Linked DNA regions of Homo sapiens: region 1 is linked to region 2. Evidence: read pairs that join two places in POLR2A ChIA-PET (ENCODE). Cell type or tissue: MCF 10A. All regions are shown on one strand. Links, peaks and the distances in the headings refer to the core of each region. The heading gives the core; the rest is flanking DNA.

Evidence for each region. Peaks named below come from ENCODE experiments on the same cell type or tissue, not always from the same donor. Only the 100,000 strongest peaks of a DNase experiment are listed, where the experiment ranks them.
Region 1: POLR2A ChIA-PET joins it to region 2 with 5 read pairs; 4 of 35 experiments call an interaction of 5 or more read pairs at or near these places.

The regions. Positions count from the first base shown.
Region 1 is chr12:116,087,855-116,098,286 of GRCh38, reverse strand. MED13L (mediator complex subunit 13L) reads left to right here. Exons shown (of 31, transcript NM_015335.5): 4 at 1,535-1,618. Among named protein-coding and RNA genes, the nearest start is that of MIR620, 56 kb to the left of the region's middle. In MCF 10A, for the core only: no CTCF peak of the experiment used is centred there; no DNase peak of the experiment used is centred there.
Region 2 is chr12:116,160,621-116,171,052 of GRCh38, reverse strand. All of the region lies in intron 2 of MED13L (mediator complex subunit 13L), which reads left to right. It also overlaps the pseudogene SNRPGP18. Among named protein-coding and RNA genes, the nearest start is that of MIR620, 17 kb to the right of the region's middle. In MCF 10A, for the core only: no CTCF peak of the experiment used is centred there; DNase peaks (open chromatin) are centred at 5,942 and 9,342.

The DNA of each region.
Region 1 (10,432 bases), core at 927-8,926, 72 kb after region 2:
TATGTTTTTGTTTTTATTTTTATATTTATTTATTTTTTTTGAGATGGAGTTTCGCTCTTGTTGCCCAGGCTGGAGTGCAATGGCGTGATCTCAGATCACTGCAACCTCTGCCTCCCGGGTTCAAGTGATTCTCCTCCTTCAGCCTCCCGAGTAGCTGGGATTACAGGCGCGCACCACCACGCCCAGCTAATTTTTTGTATTTTTAGTAGAAACGGGGTTTGACCATGTTAGCCAGGCTAGTCTCGAACTCCTGACCTCAGGTGATCTGCCCGCCTCGGCTTCCCAAAGTGCTGGGATTACCGGCATGAGCCACCCACCCAGCCTCATTTTTATGTTTTTAAAATCAGTTATACTCCTTACAATCCATGGCATCCGCAGTTGGCCAGGTGGCAGTTAAGATACAGTTGTCATTTGCCTGCACATGAGTGAACTTGATCATAACTCTGTGTTGTTGTCAGTTCAGCTGAATTGTGTATGTTATTGTTGTTACAAGAGTTGGGTTCACTTGCCATTTAACATGTCTTCAAAAAAACATGTTAGAATACCTTGTAATTTGACATTAAAATGACATACACAAGTGGCATGGAAACAGAAGTGGGCCACTGCTTGTATATGAATAAAGCAGATATTCATTATTGAAGACACAATTGCAATTCCTTGTTTCTTGCAAAGCCATAATCAAGTCCTTTATTGTGCCTACAAAAAGAAAATACCTAAGATAAAGCTGTGCTGTATTTTTGTCACTGAGATCCTCATCACGTAAAAAGTATTGCCTATCACATGCAAAGCCAAAAAATAAAAAATAAAAATTTAAAAAGCCAGCATTAAAACTTGCAAGATGGGCTGGGCATGATGGCTCACACCTATAATCCCAGCACTTTGGGAGGCTGAGGCGGGTGGATCACTTGAGGCCAGGAATTCGAGATCAGCCTGGCCAACATGGTGAGACCCCGTCTCTATTAAAAGTACAAAAATTAGCCAGACATGGTGGTGCACGCCCATAATCCCAGCTACCTGGGAGATTGAGACAGGAGAATCACTTGAACCTGGGGGGTGGCGGCTGCAGTGAGCCAAGATTGCACCACTGCCCTCCAGCCTAGGCAACAGAGACTCTGTCTCAAAAAAAAAAAACTTGAAAGATGGGTGTTAGTGGCTTGGATGAATATCTCTGAAGTTCTCTTAAGAAATGCTGTATTCCTAACATTCTTGATGATGCAAGAATTGAAATTATGCAGAAGTGTGATTTTATTTGAAGTAATTCTGAAGCGTAAGATGTTTTAGAAATACATCAATCAATTTATTTTGCTTACTTTTGTTTACATTTTCTTTTTTACGTGGGCATAAGAATCTGTGCCCAGTGTCCCAGAGTTCTTTCGGAAAGTATAACGTAAAAATTTTAAGTGATAAAACATTTTGATAGTTTAATTGGTGGTGTTTTTATTTTTGGTGATATATCTCATCTGGTGTATTGCTTCAGCGACTTACTAATTTGTTACTGATACTATAAAAGTAATTCTTGATGTAATTATTTTAGGTGCCTAATGGATAAGAACTTCGTTAGGATTGGGAAATGGTTTGTCCGACCCTACGAAAAGGATGAAAAGCCAGTCAACAAAAGGTGAGCCTTTAGAATGCTCTTGGCTTTTTGGTTTCTTTGGCCTTGTGGGTGGGTGAACAGCTTATTGATTTATTTATTTCCTAATAATGTTAGTAGTTTAGATATACTCAAATAGATCCTGGATCACAGTGTTCTTAAATACTATATTATTAAATTTATATTCAATATTAAAGATTGATTAGAAAGGTGATTGCCAATATACTCATGTTCAAGCCACATATTACTATACTATTTGGAATTAAGATAATCTGTTTTGTTATTTTCCATTTTCCTTCCTCATCTTTGACTTTTTTTTTTTTTTTTTTTTTTTTTTTGAGGCTGTGTCTCACTCTGTCACCCAGGCTGGAGTACAGTGGTGCCATCTTGGCTCACCTCAGCCTCGACTTCCCAGGCTCAGGTGATCCTCCCAACTCAGCCTCCCAAGTAGCTGGGACCACAGGTGTATGCCACCACACCTGGCTAATTTTTTGTATTTTTGGTAGAGATGGGATTTTGCTGTGTTGCCCAGGCTGGTCTCGAACTCCTGAACTCAAGCCATCTGCCCACCTTGGCCTCTCAAACTGCTGGGATTATAGGTGCGAGCCATTGCGCCCGGCCTCATCATTGATTTTTTAAAAGTGTTGTATGGAATAAGTTTAAAAACAGTGAAGAAATGGTGACAATTTTTGTGGAATTCATTGGTGCCCCTTAAAGAAGATCAACACATCTTTGACGATTGTAAAACCAGAACTGTGAATTACTTTCCTAAACAATCCTAAACTTTTAGCCATCATATGTGTGTGTTTAAATGCAATCCTTGATACTATACAGACATGGAATTTTAGATCAGTCACACCAGAATCGGAAAACAAAACCCTCAGAATTTAAAATTTACTTTGGCTACCTCTGAATGTAGCACACATGTAGTTGGAATCATAAGTTGATGGTGAATATTCATTATTGATGAGCATGGTATTCAATTTAAATTTTGTTTTATTATCAGTGTACTTGCCCTAAGTGTCCCAGGTACTGGGTGCAGATTAGAGCCCTTGAAGCCTTACATAGTAGTTTTAAGATTAGGTCTTTTCTTTTGGTTGCAAAATTTCAGCTGGAAACTCCTGCCTCATTAGGAACCTTTGCTTGCTTAACTTTCCTAGTTTCTAGCAGAGACTTAATTAGTAGTCTTCTCACTCAACCTGTCTGCCTTAAATCTTTAATGAAATGGTTGTGGAATCTTCTCATTAACCAAACATAATTTATGAAAATTTTCAAATCAGATAAATTAGGGACCGGAAGTTTTCTTTGTCAAATCACCATAAACTTCTTTGAAGCATTTTCCTTTTCAGTACATTCAAAATCCTTTAAAAAGTAGCAATGTGTATGGGTGTGTGAAAGTTTGATTCTGTTTACAGATACTTTGATGAAATGGGATTTTTTTCCCCTTATAAATATATATGTATAGATTCGGCTTAACTAATGTGTTTCATGAGTTTTTACTTTCATTTATTTTTACTTCTTTAAGTTTTTGAGACAGGGTCTTGCTTTGTTATCCAGGCAGGAGTGCCAGTGGCGTGATCTCGGCTCACTGCAACCTCTGCCTCCCGGGTTCAAGCGATCCTCCCACTTCAGCCTCCCAAGTAGCTGGGACTGTAGGCACACACCACCACACCCAGCTCATTTTTAAATTTTTTGTAAAGACAGGGTTTTGCCATGGCTGGTCTTGAACTCCTGAGCTCAAAGCAGTCCACCTACCTTGGCCTCCCAAAGTTCTGGGATTACAGGTGTGAGCCCCTGTGCCTGGCCTTTGGTTTTTACTTTTAATCTTAGCATTCTCCTTAAATTTACAGAGGACTTAAATTTAAATCTTCTGAGTGGTTTAAATTTGGCTTTTATGTTTATGACTCTGCAGACTTAAATATGGAGTGCTTTATCCCAGTGACCTTCTTTATCATTCTGAGTACATCTGTCCATGCCTAACATGGATTGTGTCACTGGTCACTGGTGAGTTAAATGAGCTAGTCATAAAATAGCTTTAGACCATAAAATACAGGATGATTTGACAGCCACTTGGGGATGAAGAGGAAATGTAGATAAAAAGTAGGGATTGAAGGAGTAGCAATTAGTATGTTAATAGTAAAAAATAACTATCATTATCAGCCTATTTTATATAGAGTTTGTATATCTTTACACTCATTTTGGCTCCAAAAATCTTCATAACTTTAGCAAGCCTGATGTAAATAATGCATGTAATGTATTTGGGAATTTGATTCAATATAAATGGGAGGCTGCTGATATATGAGCACTGTAATTGAATGGATTTTAGACTTTATGTTCATGATTGAATATGGGACTTTGTTTTCCTTCAGTGCAGAAATGTAAATTATTTTGAAACAGTATTTCAGAAAAGCTTAACAATTAGAAAACATTTAAACCAAAGATGAATTTAAAAATTGGCGTTTGCTTTAATAAAACTTTATTAGGTATGATGACTTTTCCTCCTTTTATTCTCTGAGTGGAAAATAGAGCCTCTTGGTAGATGTTGAAATAGGATCTCAGTAGTCATGCCTGAGTTGGACAGTTTTAAATGGACAGTCATGCTGTGAAGGAGAGCATTTAGCATTAGAAGAGAATTGGGTTCACATCTTATTCTTCCACTTGCAAGTTAGATTTTGGACAAAGTTTATCTCAGCTGAATTTTTATTATTATTGAGTTGAAAATCATAATGTCTTAGAGGGTTATAGTGAAGATTAAATTAGATAATTTATGTGGCAGTTTATAATTTAGTTGAGAGAGAGAAATGAATTAAATTAATTTTTCTTAAGTTTAGTTGTGTCTTTTTTGGTACATTGGTACAGATCCATTTAGTGGCTAATGGAGAGGAAAACCTGTTGCCCAGTGCTAAACAAATTAAATGTACAAATTTATGTTTTAGAAAAGCTCTTATTTCTAAGTATAGTGTAATACTAGCATATAGTATCTATATATAATATCTATAATCTTAGCATATAGATAGTATATGCTAGGATTACTAGCATTACTGATTATTAGTATTACTAATTTCTCATACTGCATATTTTAGATATTCTAATCATGGTGAAAAAATACTGATGAATGAGTTCTCCCTGTTAGAATAATAGCATATGATTTTTTGTGCTATAATTTCTTTCTGTACTCCTTTAAAGTTCTTGTGCTATGATTTCATTTACTAATGGACTCCTAAAAGGGTTCTTAATATTTGATATGAGTTGATGTTCAGGAGAATTCTAAAGTAGATTATTTGCATATTATATATTAAAAATATGTATTTGATTAGGTAGTTTTAGAAACATAGAAATTCATTCAATATAATTTTTTCTCTATATTGACATCTTTTATTATTCATATCCTTGGGAAAAGAATAAGTAGAAAATACAACTTTGGGTTTGCCCTTGAGTGGTGACAACTAAAATCAAACATACAAAATTTCTGTTTTCTAAGGTCTAGGTTGAACTTGAAAAAAAGCTTTTGCATTCAGAATATGTTTTAAAACAAACCGGTGAAAATCATTTGGAAATTATTCCAATCATGCAGGTTCTCTCTCTTGGGAAGGCATTTGTTTTCTAATTTAATCTCAATCCACATTTTATTACAGGAGAATTTGAAATCTATACACTTTAGTCTTTGAATGTCATTTTTAGGAAACAGTTTATTGCCCTCAATAACAGTGGGCCTTTGATCTTTTCTGGTATCAGGTATACAGAAGCTAAGTTAACAAAAATAGTAACTTGCTAATTCATTTTCTGGGTTAATTTGCTGTCACTGACTCTTGGGCAAATCTACTCTGTTCTTGGGTGATACTCCAGAGAGCATCACATGTTTTCAGATATTCTAATTACTTTTGTATGTGCTGATAGCACATGTGCACACACCCCCCCCACCACACATATACCCATACACACTGAAAGTATATTACTTTAACTATCGTTTTTGTCTTCTCTCCTCTTAACTTCAGACTTTTTAAAACTTCTTTTTTATTTTCTTAGATTACCTAACATACATATTTAAGAAATGTAAATACGTTTTTTGGTTTAATAGCAAAGCGTGTATTTTGTGTAACAATACATTATTAACTCATACCAGAAATGTTTTGATGTAGGAGAACCATATTTAGTATTTTGAAACTTTCCCTTCCTTTCCTTATTTCATCCTCCCCTCCCCTTTATCTCCTCAAAGATAACAACCTGCTATTCCATTTTCTGAATTAATTAGCTATCACTGACTCATGGGCAAACCTGCCCTGTTCTTGAGTGGTACGCCTTCTCTCCATCCTCCTCTTTTTCCCCAGACTCTGTTATAGCCCAGTCATCTGTGTTATTTAGCTTTTAGAGATGCCCAGATAAGAAGGCGGAGAAGGGATCCCTAGTCTAGAAGGTGAGCAGACACTTCAAGTGTGAACGGTAAAGCAAGCCTCTTTTTAGTGTCCAGAAAAATGAGATCAGTAGCTATCTATGATTTTTTCTGTTTTACTCATAAATTTACTTTGCACATGTGGTGCCTATCTGTTAATAAGGGCTTGCTGATGGGAAGTCCATAGACAAATATTAATGGGACAATTTGGACTTACATAATCATGCATAATAGTTTTACAGCTTTTTTTTGGTAGCTCTATAAAACATTTACTCATTTTCTGAGAGTCTATCTGAGGGAGTTACAGTATTCTGCCATTTGAATATATTTGGGGATTGTGTGAAAAGTGAGTTAGAGTCTTGGGGATCATCAACATTTGTAGAATGGGTACAGAAACAAGAATACATAAAGGAGACTGAAGAGTCAACTGGAAATGAGAACCAAGAGAGACTGGTGTTACCAGAACCATGGAATTTTAAAGTTTCAAGATTGATCAGCTGTGTCTGCCATAGAGGCATGTAAAACATGTACTATAAAGACTATTAGATTTGGCAATTATGTAGTCATGGTGACTATAACATTGGCAGTTTCAAGTGGTGAAATTCAGATTGCAGTAGCTTGCATTATAAATGGGAGTTGAAGTGAAGATACTGAATGTAGAGCTTTTGCAGTAGTTTTTACAAGTAGCTGCAAAACACAAAACTGTTGATTCCAGGAAGGGAGCAGACAAACACTTAATAAGGGCTTGTGATAAAGCTTAATAGTGGTAGCTATAATTTTAAAAAGTATCTTTCGTGTACCAGGTACTTTGCTCTGTAGTTTCATAAACATATATAGGGGAATGTTAAATTGAAAGACCACTTCAGCCAGAGGTGATGATAGTTAAATACAGTATTTGCTTTCTATCCAACTCTTCTAGTTTTTCCTTTTTTTCTTAATAACTTAAAAGAAGTTATGACTGTTAGTTTTTATTTTTCATTTGTGCTATTAGTGGTCTAAACAGTATATGTCAACAATAATTATTGATTTTTACACTTTAAAGTAAAATATATTTAAATATGTGCTATTTTCAAGAAGGATTGAAAATACCTTATAGTAAAAGAGATACCTTGTTTTTTAAATTCTTTTTTATAGTAAAAGATATACCTTGTTTTTTAATTCTTTTTTTTTTTTTTTTTTTTTGAGACAGAGTTCCGCTCTGTCACCCAGGCTGGAGTGCACAGGTGCGATGTCAGCTCACTGCAATGTCCTCCAGGTTCAAGCAATTCTCCTGCCTCAGCCTCCCAAGTAGCTGGGATCACAGGCATGCATCACCAACACCTGGCTAATTTTGTATTTTTAGTAGAGACGGGATTTCACCATGTTGGCCAGGCTAGTCTCGAACTCTTGACCTCACGTGATCCACCTGCCTTGGCCTCCCAAAGTGCTGGGATTACAGGCATCAGCCACTGCGCCTGACCTATACCTTGTTTTTTAATATACTGGAGAGGTTGAGAGAATACCATTATTGTAATTCCTTTTTAAATTCCTGCTAAATAACTGAAACTAAGCTCAAAACAAATCTCTCCTTGTTCAATAGACCGTTCATCCGGAAATGTAGATGATCTTCCATTAACTATTTGACCTTGTGGGACCTAGTGAATCCTTTGGGACTTCAGTTTTAGCATTTATTTCTAAGTTGTCTTTTAGCTTTCTGATTCTCTGATTCTCTAAGTGAAGTGAAGTTGGTGAAGTCTGGACATGTCCTATCCATGTATGTCTCTGTATATATCCATATCTTTTATTCTTTTTTTCTCTACCACTCAGAGCATGTTACCTTCATTGTATTTAGTTCTGCTGTAAGCAGAAAGTAACTCTTGTATTCACCACTGCAAGAGATTTGATATCATTCTTCCCAAGAGTTGGAAAATTTTAAAAGAACATGTTTGTAGAGAGGGAAGGATTATGTTAACTTGAGTAACGATACTCATAATCAGATCAAGAAATGGAAGGAGAAATTGTAGGTCCCAAATGGGAGTTGAGGTGTTAATTTCAGTTTTTTATTACAGAGGTGACCACCTATTCACCTTTGCTTAAGGTGTCTTAGCCAAAAGCCACTTTCCCTGTTGGAAACAAAGTCAGTTGAAGCTTCAGAGCATGAATGAATAAAGGTTCAAAGTTTAACCTTTTGGTAGCATGAGGGAAGTACTGTTCAGTTTACTCATATCTCAGCCTCATTTAGGATGTTGTTCATGGTATGTTTTTCTGACCAAATAATAGACTGAGCCTAAGTACCGTAGAATGATATTGCAGTATATCAACTAGATCATTCTCATAGATTAATGAAATGGATTACTCTAGAAGTTGACTACATTTAAAAAGGAATGTCTTATCCTCTGCTTTGTAAATGTAGCTAAATTTGGCATACTTTGCTGAAGTATCTTAGAATTTAGAGAAAGTGTAAAAATGAATATGCCTGGAAGGTTGTTTCCATTCTTTTTTCATGGCATCTCAGTAACATGGGGGGAATTTTATGGCAAGTTAAAAACAGACTTGTCTGAGGGAAATGACTGCTCCTGTTTTTATGCTATTACTATATTTTTTCATTTCCACATTTATTTTGTATTTATTTACAAAATGAGAAAACAGTTCATCTGTGTAGGCGAGAGGGGAATGTTGTCTTAATTTTAATTTGGAAAATTTCAGCTGTACTAAGTATAAATTAATTTTCCATTGTGGCTTAAAAATTTAAGACTCTTGAGATTATTACTTATGAATTCCTGTTATAGTCTACCATATATTTCTGCCACCTCTATTACTAATCCTAAAAGGATACTGTAATACTTATGGTATGTTTTCAGACTGAACCCATTGATTTAATAATATCAAATGTTTAGATGATATCATCCTTTTCATTTCCATTTAGTTTCTGGTTTATATTATTATAGTCAAGACTTAGTGAAAATCGCCGGGTGCTGTGGCATATGCATATAGTCCTAGCTAGTTGAGAGACTGAGGCAGGAGGATTGCTTGAGCCCAGGAGTTCAGGAGTTCAAGTCCAGCCTGGGCAACACAGTGAGATCCCATCTTTATAGAAAAGAATTTAGTGAACACTACTATGGTGTGGACATAAAAGAAGGCAGATTTTAAAAGAAGATTTAAATAACTGGAAAGTGTATATTTTATTTCCGATAATGTCATTTTCAGTTCCATAATTTCCATTGGACCTTTTTTATTTCCATTTCTCAGCTGTCATTTTGTATTTGTTTATTCATTGTGAGCACATTTTCCTTTATGTCCTTAAGCTGCTTACAATAATTGCTTACAGATTTTTGCTACTAAAAAAAATCTGGATTTTTCTCCATTGGTTGTGTTTTCTCTTGAATATGGGTTAGATTTTTCTTGTTTTTTCATATGTTGAATAATTTTGAATTATATTCTGAACAATGATATAGTGTGGAGACTGGATTCTGTTATCTTTGAACGTGTTGTTGATTTGGCCTTTTCTTTTCTCCTTTTTTTTTTCTTTTTTAAGCAAGGAGTTAATTTTGGCTGAATTTTGGTCTCCCCTCCCCTCCCCTCCCCTCTCCTCTTTTCTTTTCTTTCTTTTTTAAGCAAGGGGTTAACTTTGGCTGAATTCAGATTCCAAACTATTGTCTCTTTTGTGGTGGGCAGAAGCTGAAATTTCTTTACTTCTTTTATCCTAGGGTTTCTCAGCCTTGGCACTGTTGATTCTTGGGCTGGATAATTGTGAGAGCTGTCCTGTGCATTGTAGGATTTTCAGCAGCATCCCTGATCTCTCCCTACCTGATGCCAGTCACACCCTCCTCCCTCAGTCGTGACAACCCAAAATGTCTCCAGATAGTGCCAGATTTTCCTTGGGAGGGCAAGTCACCCCTGGTTGAAAACCACTGTTTTAGCCTTCCGAGGGCTGTTGAGAGCCTGCACCATGCACATAGTGTAGGAATTGGCCAGAGATTTGGGCAGAGTTTGTGTCTTTGATTCTCTTCTTTCCAGAATTTCTATTCTCATTTTCAGCAGCTGTGGTCTCTTTAACTCAGTCCTCTGGTTCTTTGCCACTAAGAACCAAGGTCGGGTTTCTGTTAGTTTTAGCTGTTGTGGTTCAGTCTGCCCTATGCTACAAACTGTTTAAAAAGGGGGGTGGAGGGGTAGGTGGACAACTGTGATGAGAATGAGGATGATTGATTCAGTGCCATTTCCTCCTTCTGGTGGTAAACTCTTTCCCCTCCCCCAGGATCTTCCTGCATTTGGTAACTCAGGTTTTTGCAGATTTTAATATCTTCTTCATAATTTATAGTTGTTATTTAAAGGGAGTGTCATGTTGGAGTGGAAGGAACTACTTTGTACTACTGGATGGGGAACCTGATACGTATTTTAGGATGTAAAACTTGACGTTGCATACCATCCTTTGTCAAGGAGGGTACCATCTTTTAAAAAATGTATAGACA
Region 2 (10,432 bases), core at 1,392-9,391:
TGATGATGCAAAAGCAATTAGGGATAAAACTGCTGGTGGTGCCTTAGCACGAATCAAGGCAGTAACAGCAAACAACTCTGGTAGTTGTATTCTTCAGAAGACAAAACCTTAGATTTTCCTTAAGAATGTCTGTGATGAAAGAGTAAAAATTTGTCAGGTGCTGCAGCTCATGCCCTGTAATCCCAGCACTCTGGGAGGCTGAGGCGTGTGGATCAGTTGAGGTCAGGAGTTCGAGACCATCCTGGCTAACATGCTGAAACCCCATCTGTAATAAAAATACAAAAATTAGCCAGGCATGGTGGCGGGCACCTGTAATCCCAGCTACTCAGGAGGCTTAGGCCCAAGAATTACCTGAACCTGGGACGTGGAGGTTGCAGTGAGCCAAGATCGCACCACTGTACCCTAGCCTGGGCAACAGAGTGACTCTTAAAAAAAAAAAAAAAACAAAAAAAAAAGTAAAAATGATTACTTGTGTGAAATTTTGACCCTTTAATACATGTCTTTTTAATGTTCTATGAGAGAAAATGGCAGGTATACATGAATCACTTCCCTTGTGTCAAGGGAAAGCTTTCGTGCAATTATTTGAGTTTTGCATTGACCAGCTACTTCTTAAGATGGAGCATCATACTTGAGAGAATGACTGATAAACTATGATCAATCAGATTTAGGCATTTGGTAGGTATTTTCTCCAAAATGAATGGTAAGTTTTTCAAGGAAAACTGACAGTATCTGTTGCTTGTGATAAAATTTGTGATTTCATACAAAAATGAGAGTTTTGGGAAACTTGGCCACTGTGAGCTGATAACTTCTCAGTACTTAAAGATCTTTCTGCTGAGATTATTGGTGGCATTAATAATTGTTATTTTTTGATAGAGTTTGGTAAAATGTGTCAACATACAGAATCTGTGCATAACTCAGTTAACCAGTATTTTCCAAATGACCAATGCTTGATAATCAAAGTGTATGATAGATTGTTGGGTTTTAATGTGACAGAATATAGAAGTTCATTGATACGATTTTTTGTTTGTTTATTTATGAGGCGGGGTCTCACTCTGCTGCTCAGACAGGAGTGCAGTGGCGTGATCGTAGCCCACCGCAGCTTTGAACTACTGGGCTCAAGCAATCCTTCCACCTTAGCCTCCCAAGTAGCTGGGAGCACAGGTGGCATGCCACACGCCCTGGTGATTTTTGTTAAAAAAGATTTTTGTAGAGATGGAGTCGCCTTATGTTGCCCAGGCTGGTCTTGAACTTCTGGCCTTTAAGTGATCCTCCTGCCTTGGATTCCCAAAGCACTGAAATTACAAGCACTGGCCAACACACCTGGCTTGATAGTTTTAGGTTCTGTACTTCAACTAACCTTTTAGCAAATACCATTTGTTTAGTTTTGGTATAGTGTTAGAGAAAGGTATCTGCAATTAACTGAAAAGGTTATTAATGTGCACCTCCCTTCTCCAACTACATACTTATGTGATGCCAGATTTTCTTTGTATACTTCAACCAAAACAACGTATTGTTATATATTGAACATAAAAGTAGATATGACAATATGATTGTCTTCTGTTAAGGCAGATGTAAAAGAGATTTGCGAAAATGAAAATCAGTGTACCTCTTCTCACTAAATTTATGTATGTTATATTAGTTATATTTCCAGAAATCATTTGATGATTACAGAAGCTTATTTAGCAAAAAATTTAATATGAAAATGTACATGACCTGATTTTTGCCTCACAGTAAAACAGATCACTTGGAGAGGGAACATGGATTTTTCTGCTGAGCAGCCATTATTTATCCTCATTCCTAGACTTCTAATATGATGTTACTGTTTGCCTGTATTACCACCATTCCAGTACTGTTGTGTTGTCCACTAGTTGCCATCTCCACACATACATCACAAAATTCCTAAATGGATCAAATCCTCACAATATTCCTTGGACATATCTGCCATCATTTAGTCTCAGTAACTTCCTGTCTGTAATTTTTTGGACTTGAGACGACGAGCTTTGCTCATAATGTCTACTCCGTGGGCTCAGAGCTCTCTTGAAACAGAATTTGTGGCCTCCTTCACACCCCTGCAGTAGGCCTGGTGCTTTGCCTTCCTGAAAATGTTATGTTGCTGTGTAATGGGCTTATTACTGTGTTTAAATGAATTAATAAGTAGATATTAAATTTTTAATTAGTTTTAATTTCCAATATAATAAATACTGGTAAGTAAACCCATGTGAACAAAAACTTTTTGGAGTCCTCTATAATTTTTAAGAGTTATAAAGGGATCCCAAAACCAAGGAGTTTGAGACCACTTCTTTAGGCTAGCATCTTCAACTTTGTAGTTTCATCCATTTGCCCTGGTTTGATCCCACTCTGGGGACCTGAACCAGTTATCATATTCAGAAAGAAGTTGATTTGTATCCACAATGCTTGTTAATGGACAGTGGGGTGGTTATATTTTTTCATTGATTAGAATACTCATTACTTTCTAATACCTCTTTTTCATGGTGTCTTGGTACCTGAGAAGCTAAGCTAGGAGTCAGAAAGTTGCTAGGTGAACACAGGATCAGAGGAATCAGCTCTATCTCCGGAAGCTTTTACTCAGGTTATAAGAAGGCCTGTTAGTGTATTCACAGTAGTGAATTTCTGTGATACCTCTCTCTATTATCTAGTGTTGTGTTTGACAGTTAATAGCTTCTCGTCACCTTGTACCTCTTGTACCTTTTTTTTTTTTTTGCCAGAAAAATGTTTATTAAGCACAAGACACTATTCGTGGAGTTAAATAAAAGGCATGTTACTTCTATTTAATGCTCTTCTCTGTTTGTTCTCATTATTAATTTAATTCTTTGTAACATATAGGGTTTATAAATAAAAATTTCTTTTTTTTGAACTTTGAAAGGTATATTCATGTGACTCTTTGTTTCATACTTCTGGTAGTCTATAGTACACAAGATTAGATTGGTTCAGTAGGTGATGGTGATAGGATTGACACATGTGGCTTAGCTATCTATGAAAATAAAGTGTTTAGGAAAATTGCATGTGGCGAATCACTATAAAGTGTTAAAATGATTTTTATTTTTTTTAAAGCTAGCATTTTATCTTCAATATTTCAAATGTGAAAAGTGCTGTCTAGAAAATGTCATTCCTTTGAATAAACATCATTAAATAAACTTGTTTGTTGATTCATATAGATTTGTATTAAATATAGTCCATCAATTCTAGGCACAAAAGGCCATGTTATAGCTATTAGCATGATCAATACATGTCAAAAGGAAATGTTAGCAATTAAGCAATAATGAAAAAGTCAAGAAAATAAAAATCTAGGTGAAGAAAGACTACACTGGAATATCTGCATGGCAGTAGCAGTCTTTCTTAGGGTAGCTAAACTTAAATGGCTACCATTGGAGAATTATAGTTAGGTCTCTCCACAGCACTCATGTCCTAATGGAGTATAGTACACAGAATATGATGAATTGATTTTTTTTTGACACCTCAAAGTGATCTCCACATAAAATAAATACTTGTAAGTGATGGCCCTTACTGAACGAACAAGATATTTTTAAAGTATAAATATTGTGGGGAAACGTTAAACCTCCAAATCTGTAAGTCAACATAGCTCTAAAGAGGAAAAATTAATGTTACACAGTATCTACTGGCCTGTCAATTGTTACATTTTTAAAAATAGAGCATTGTATACTTAATAGACTGGCATCAAATCTTTTGTACCCTGTATTTTTTGATCAAACAGTTGTTTAAACTGCTTGTATTCGAGGGATGCTTTTCATTTGTAAACATAATATTAATCTTGCCAACAATTCCATACCCTAGTATCTTTTTATTGTAACAATAAAATATATTCTTCTCTATAAAACATTTATGCTCTTTGAAGAGTTTCTTTTCTGCCTGAGGTTTCTTTTTAATCAATTTGTCTATCTCTTTATCTTTACAAACTCATCTTTAATCTTTTGTTTCTTTAAAACAGTCTGGTTTTTAAAGATTTTAGTTTTGAACATCGAATTTTGTGATATAAATTTATGGGGTCATGTATGAAGAATTTTGTCTTCATACTTGAAGTCAAAGGATGAAAAATTTGATCCCTAAAGAGTTCTTTTCACAATTTTTAAATTTCAATAAAATAAAGAATGGTAGGACTGTGATTGAAAAATGTGATACTAAATTTTTCTATTGAATGATGCATATTTATTTTTAAAATCCTTCTCTGTACTTATTCATTCAACAAATATTTATTAAGTGCTCAGTTTGTGCCAGCCACTATAGTAAGCACTGTGGAGTAAAAACAAACTTGGTCTGTGCAATCTTTGGATTTAGGTTATTGGCAGGGTAGGAGGCAGGTATTAATAAAATAACACAAAACTGCAGTGAAGACAAGTATGATTATGAGCAGTATGGTGCTGTATAGATAATATGGTGATTTGACTTAATAAGAGGCCAGAAAAATGGTTTGTTTATTTATTTATTTATTAATGACAGAGTCTTGCTCTGTTGCCCAGGCTGGAATGCAGCATTGCAATCTTGGCTCACTGCAGCCTCAGCGTCCCGGGCTCAAGTGATTCTCATGCCTTAGCCTCCCGAGTAGTTGGGACTACACGGGCCAGCGCCTGGCTAATTTTTGTATTTTTAGTAGAGATGGCTGTATTAGGCAGGATTCTCTTAGAGGGACAGAACTTCTGCCTGCTTTATACTTGCTGGAAGCTGATGAGATTGTGCCCACCAGATTAAGGGTGGATCTGCTTTCCCCAGCCCACTGACTCAAATGTTAATCTCTTTTGGCAACACCCACACAGACACACCCAGGATTAATACTTTGTGTCCCTCTATCCAATCAAGTTGACACTCAGTATTAGCCATCACAGTGAGGTTTTACCATGTTGCCCAGGCTGTTCTTCACCTCCTGGCCTCAAGTGATTCTCCTGCCTCAGCTTCCCAAGGTGCTGGAATTACAGGCATGAGCCACTGCGCCTGACCAGAAAAGTGGTTTACCTGATAAAGTGGCATTTGAACTGAGATCTGAAAGTAGAATATACTTGAAGTAGATGAAGAGAGGAATGACAATATTTTATAGCAGAAAGGACAGCAGCCCTTGGTGGCAGGAGGCATGTTGTATTCCAGGAACGAAAGACCAATGCAGCTGTAGTGGAGAGAATACCTGAGAGCATGTGATCAGATGAGGCCCACCTGAGGGCAGATAGGGCTAGACTAGGCATAGTGTAGCCACAAAAGGGCTTTCAGTCAGTGATAAGGATTTGGGTCTTTATCTTAAAAAGACAAGGAGAATCCATGTTACATATTTTAAGCAGGAATTGAAGGTGGGGTCTTGAGGAAGGTGAGTGGTTGGGCAACGAGACAGGAATGGTGAAACTCTGTTAGTCTACAATGTGCAAGGTGGCAGAAGTGCATGCCAAAAGTGGACATAGGCAGGCCAGGTGCGGTGGCTCACGCCTGTACTCCTAGCACTTTGGGAGGCTGAGGCGGGGGGGATCACGAGGTAAGGAGATAGAGACCATTCGGCTAACACAGTGAAACCCCATCTCTACTAAAAATACAAAAAGTTAGCTGGGCTTGGTGGCGGGCGCCTATAGTCCTAGCTGCTTGGGAGGCTGAGGTAGGAGAATGGCGTGAACTCGGGAGGCAGAGGTTGCAGTGAGCTAAGATCGTGCCACTGAACTCCAGCCTGGGTGACAGAGTGAGACTCCGTCTCAAAAATAAACAAACAAAAAAGTGGACATAGGCATTCTAGTCAGAAAGTTTGTCTAGTAGTCAAAAAAAAAAAAAAAAAAAAAAAAAAAAGGATGGTGCCTACTTCATTGCCTTAAGCCCTTTCTATCTTGGACAGAACCTCAGAGGGGCCCAGATATTTTCTTGGAGACAGATTCTGTCATGTTTTTGTGTCAGGAGTCTGAATGTCAGTTCTTCCGAAGTTTTACTGCAGCACTAGTGCTGAAGACTGCTGTACTTGTTTGGATGATTAATACTGACTCATAATCCAAAAGCAGGTACATGAAGACTATAATATTCTTAACCATGTATTGCAGATATGCTTTTGGAAGCTGATTCAAAAAACTTACATGAGTACAAGGTGATCTTTAATTGGTTTATGCTCCAGCTACACTTTTTGCTTGTTATTGCTGTGGCAGTGAAAATTCTGACATGAACAAAAGACTGAAAGTAAACATAACTTGAAATATTTATTAGTATAGAGTGGTTCTTGAATTGTATATTTGCTATAGCCTACATTTCAGGCTAAAATTCATTCTATACCTAGGCTTTAACATCTGTTTCTTGGTGCTTTCTTTGTAACTAGCAATACTCTGAAAAGACAGTGTGACATCGGTTAGCAGTTACATCACCAGTCTGTGATGTCGTGTGTGTAATTGTCAGTGGTCAATCCATGGTGCTGTGTGAAATTATACTTAAGCTATAGTGGAAAACTAGTGTCCTCTTCCTTGGCAACTGTGACCAAGTGTGGGAGATAAGCCTGAAGGCTTTAACTGAATAGCCATCTGTTTAAAGCGTCTGGTTTTAAATGTAGCAGCTCATGTCACATCAGTCAGAAAAGGCTCCTGCAGCTGCAGCAGCCTCTGTTTCAGTTAAATAAATAAACAAAATGTGTTTCTTTTTTGTATTTTGTTATTATGTTCCTAAGTCTCCTTTTTTGTTGTTGGTTTTTTTCTTTCATACTTACAAGATTTTGGTTGAGGAAGTTGAATTGTTGATAGGTGGGGTCACCTCATGAGTTAATTATTTGAGATTGTTTAAATACATTTTTATATCTGTCTCTGAAATAACAAAAGTGAAGCTTTGTGGTAAGAAACTATTCAGTTTTTTTATTTGATATGCACTTTCATGTGTCTTGGTGCATAGTGCTGATGGGAAAAGAATGAAATATATGATGAAATACTGTGCTTGAAGAGCAGCAAGCATTGAACCCAGTCATAGCTCGTGAACTTGTGAATGGACCTGTTTCTTTTTAAGTATGTGAAAATTTCTGGGAAATATTCTGATGAATTTTACATAGGTCATCTCTTACTATTGAACTTAAAATATTTCCCTTTTTCTCCCAAGAAGAACATTTTCAGTTTTACTTCTTTTGTCCTGTGCTGCCTTCAGTGAATGAAGAAAATTACTGCTTTATTCATTTGATATTATGGCATTGAAGTATACCATTATTGTGAATTTGATTTCTCTAGTATAGGCTTAGCAATTTGAAGATATTACTGGGAGATTGGCTTATATTAGGAAATAGTCTCCTTTATAAAAAAATTCAAAAACGCAATTTCAGCTTAATTCATCTCTAAGCAGTTATTATGTATGATATGTGTACTTCTCTATTTAGAAGGGCTTTACTATGAATTTTTGTAAATACCCTTTTCAATACACTTAAAAATTCTTCACCTTGGCCAGGCACAGTGTAATCCCAGCACTTTGGGAGGCCGAGGCAGGTGGATCATGAGGTCAGGAATTCGAGACCAGCCTGACCAACATGGTGAAACCCTGTCTCTACTAAAAGTACAAAAATTAGCTGGGTGTGGTGGTGCACACCTGTAATCCCAGCTACTCAGGAGGCTGAGGCAGGAGAATCACTTGAATCTGGGAGGCAGAGGTTGCAGTGAGCCGAGATCGCACCATTGCCCTCCAGCGTGGGTGACAGAGCAAGACTCTGTCTTAAAAAAAAAAAAAAAAAAAATTCTTCACCTATAAACAGTGCAATTATTCATGAATTTTTATTATATAAAGATATATATTTAATGTCATATACTTGATAGGGCTTTTTAACTAATAAGGATGATAGTGCAATTAGCTTATTGATTTGTAAATACCTGCCTCTGGTGTCTTCTATCATACCTAAACCTTTGTTTTGATTCATGAATATATTAGGCAGTTTTGTTTGTATTTTGTAACTATTTGAGAAGAAATAGTTTAAGCAAAAGTAATCTTCAGTCTTGCCATTGTCCCAAGTCATAAAAAATTCTGAAATAATTGTATTTTGCATTAAAAATGTCTTTATTTAAACTCGGCATGGTGGCCTGAGTTGTAGTCCCAGCTACTCTCAAGACTGAGGTGGAAGGATCACTTGAGCCCAGGAGTTTGAATCTAGTCTGGCCTAGACAATATAACAAGACCTTGTCTCTTTATTTATTTTTTATCTTTATTTTTAAAAGTCTTGATTTAATAAGACTTCAATGATCAGTTCAACTTGAATTTTTACCATTTAAAATGTTAAGACGTAGTAAAAGAGAAAAATAGAAAAAGTCACTTGACATAAAAGTATAACTTACGAGGAATTGTATATACAAATTAGTGGTCAAGATAACAGATTGATCATATTATTTTCCAAATAGGTTTATTTGGAGATATGTGAATTTTATTGTTTCTGAAGTAATTTTATAGTTACTGTCTAGTACTTAATTCTTCTCAAAACATTGATTAAATAATTTCTAGGTTAAGTTGGAAACATGTGATAACATTAAAAAATTTAAAATGTCTTTGGGCCTGAAAGATTATGCCTTTACATTCAACATGAAATCCATGGATGGAGTTTATATAAATAACCATGTAGGCTTACCAATCCTTAACCCTCTTGTATTAGTCCATACTCACATGGATATTTCCATATCCACTTTTACTCTTGTGTCAAAAGACAAAATTAAAACTCATTTAGTTATGTATCTAATTGGCTTTTATTCTCGATTCATGAATCGGTGCAGCCTCCATTCTAATAGAATCACAGCTTCTACTGGGCAATGGCAGACTATTGGGTTTTGTGAGGTGGGAATGAGGAAACATAACAATGGGGAAAATAAGCTGATTAGTTAACAATAGATTACTTCAGTTTACTTTTTTTTTATAAGGGTTAAAGCAGAGGGGACTTTCTTGTTCTGACTCAGGTAGGCTAGAATCTCCTGTTTTTAGGAAAAACTCGTCTGTTTTGGGATCTATCTGCTTTCTTACAGTTGCAGTTTGATTATATGACATTTGGCATGAGTGACTCCACTTTGTTAACACTTGAAAGGTTATTATTCCCATATGGAGTATTCACATGGATGTAGCCATTGTCAGTTATACAAGATCGTGTTTCTTTTCTTTGCCCCCCTGCCCCCGTCACCTAAGAACTTGTTAGATATTCCATTTCTTTTTTTAAAAAAAGATACAGTGAGTAAAGGTGATAGAGAGCATATGGATAAATAGTGAAGAAGCTTGATGAGGGGAGTGGTTAGGTTAGAAACACAAGGGAATTTACTCAGGTTAAAACACTGTCATTTTATATTCAAGCCAATATATATTTGTTTTGTTAGCGTTGACGTAATTTTTTTCTGGGAAGGCTTTCCTGACCTCTGGTTTGAGTAAGCAGCTCCTCCTATGTGTTTTAGTCAGCACTCTTGGCTTAATCCATAGTAACTTTTGCTTGTTTGCATTGTAGTTGGTTATATCTGTCTCCTATAGCTTGTGGGCTCACTTTGACGGGGAGAGGCCTTGTTCTATTCATCATTAATCCTCAGGGTCTAGCACCTAGTAAATACTCAGTAAATATTTATTAAATGTAATTGCTTTATCTGATTTCTTATTGATATTTTTTGGAGCAGCAGTGTTGCGGGAGGTCATGTTAATTTAATCAAAGTAAAAAGAATTTGGGGGTTAGTACTGGAAGGTGGTTGGGAAGTGTATATATATATATTTCCAAACTCTTTAGATTTTCAAACTTTGTTCTCCTGAGGACTTTGCCACTTCCAGAACTGTTTCAGGAGCTGCTGTGGGAGAAGGAGGTCAGTGCACGTCCACTGATGTGGTTTGAATGTGTTCTCCAAAGTTTGTGTGTTAGAAACTTAATCCCTGGTGCAATAGTGTTGGGAGTTGGGGCCTATTAGGTGATTCGGTCATGACGGGTCTGCCCCTGTGAATGGATTACTGTCTTTATTTGGGAGTGGGTTAGTTATAAAGGAGTGTGCACCGTCTCTTGCTCTTCTGCCCTCTGACCTGGGATGATGTAAAATGAAGTCCCTTATCAGATGCAGACCTCATGGTCTTGTACTTCTCAGCCAGAACTATAAGAAATACGTTTATTTTCTTCATAAATTACCGAGTCTCAGATATTCTGTTATAGCAGCATAAAATAAATTAAGACATCTACTTTGCCCATTTATACTGGAGGCTTTAGCCAGAATTCTGTTTATAAAGTTTGCAGGCCAGGCACGGTGGCTCACGCCTATAATCTCAGCACATTGGGAGGCTGAGGCAGGAGGATCACTTGAACCCAGGGGTTTGAGACCCTGTCTCTACAAAAAAAAAAAAAATAAAAAATAAAAGAAAGAAAAACCTGTGTGTGGTCATGTGTGCCTGCAGTCCCGCTACTCAGGAGGCTGAGGTAGGAGAATGGCTGCTCAGGAGTTCGAGGCTACAGGGAGCTCTGATCATGCCACTGCACTCAAGC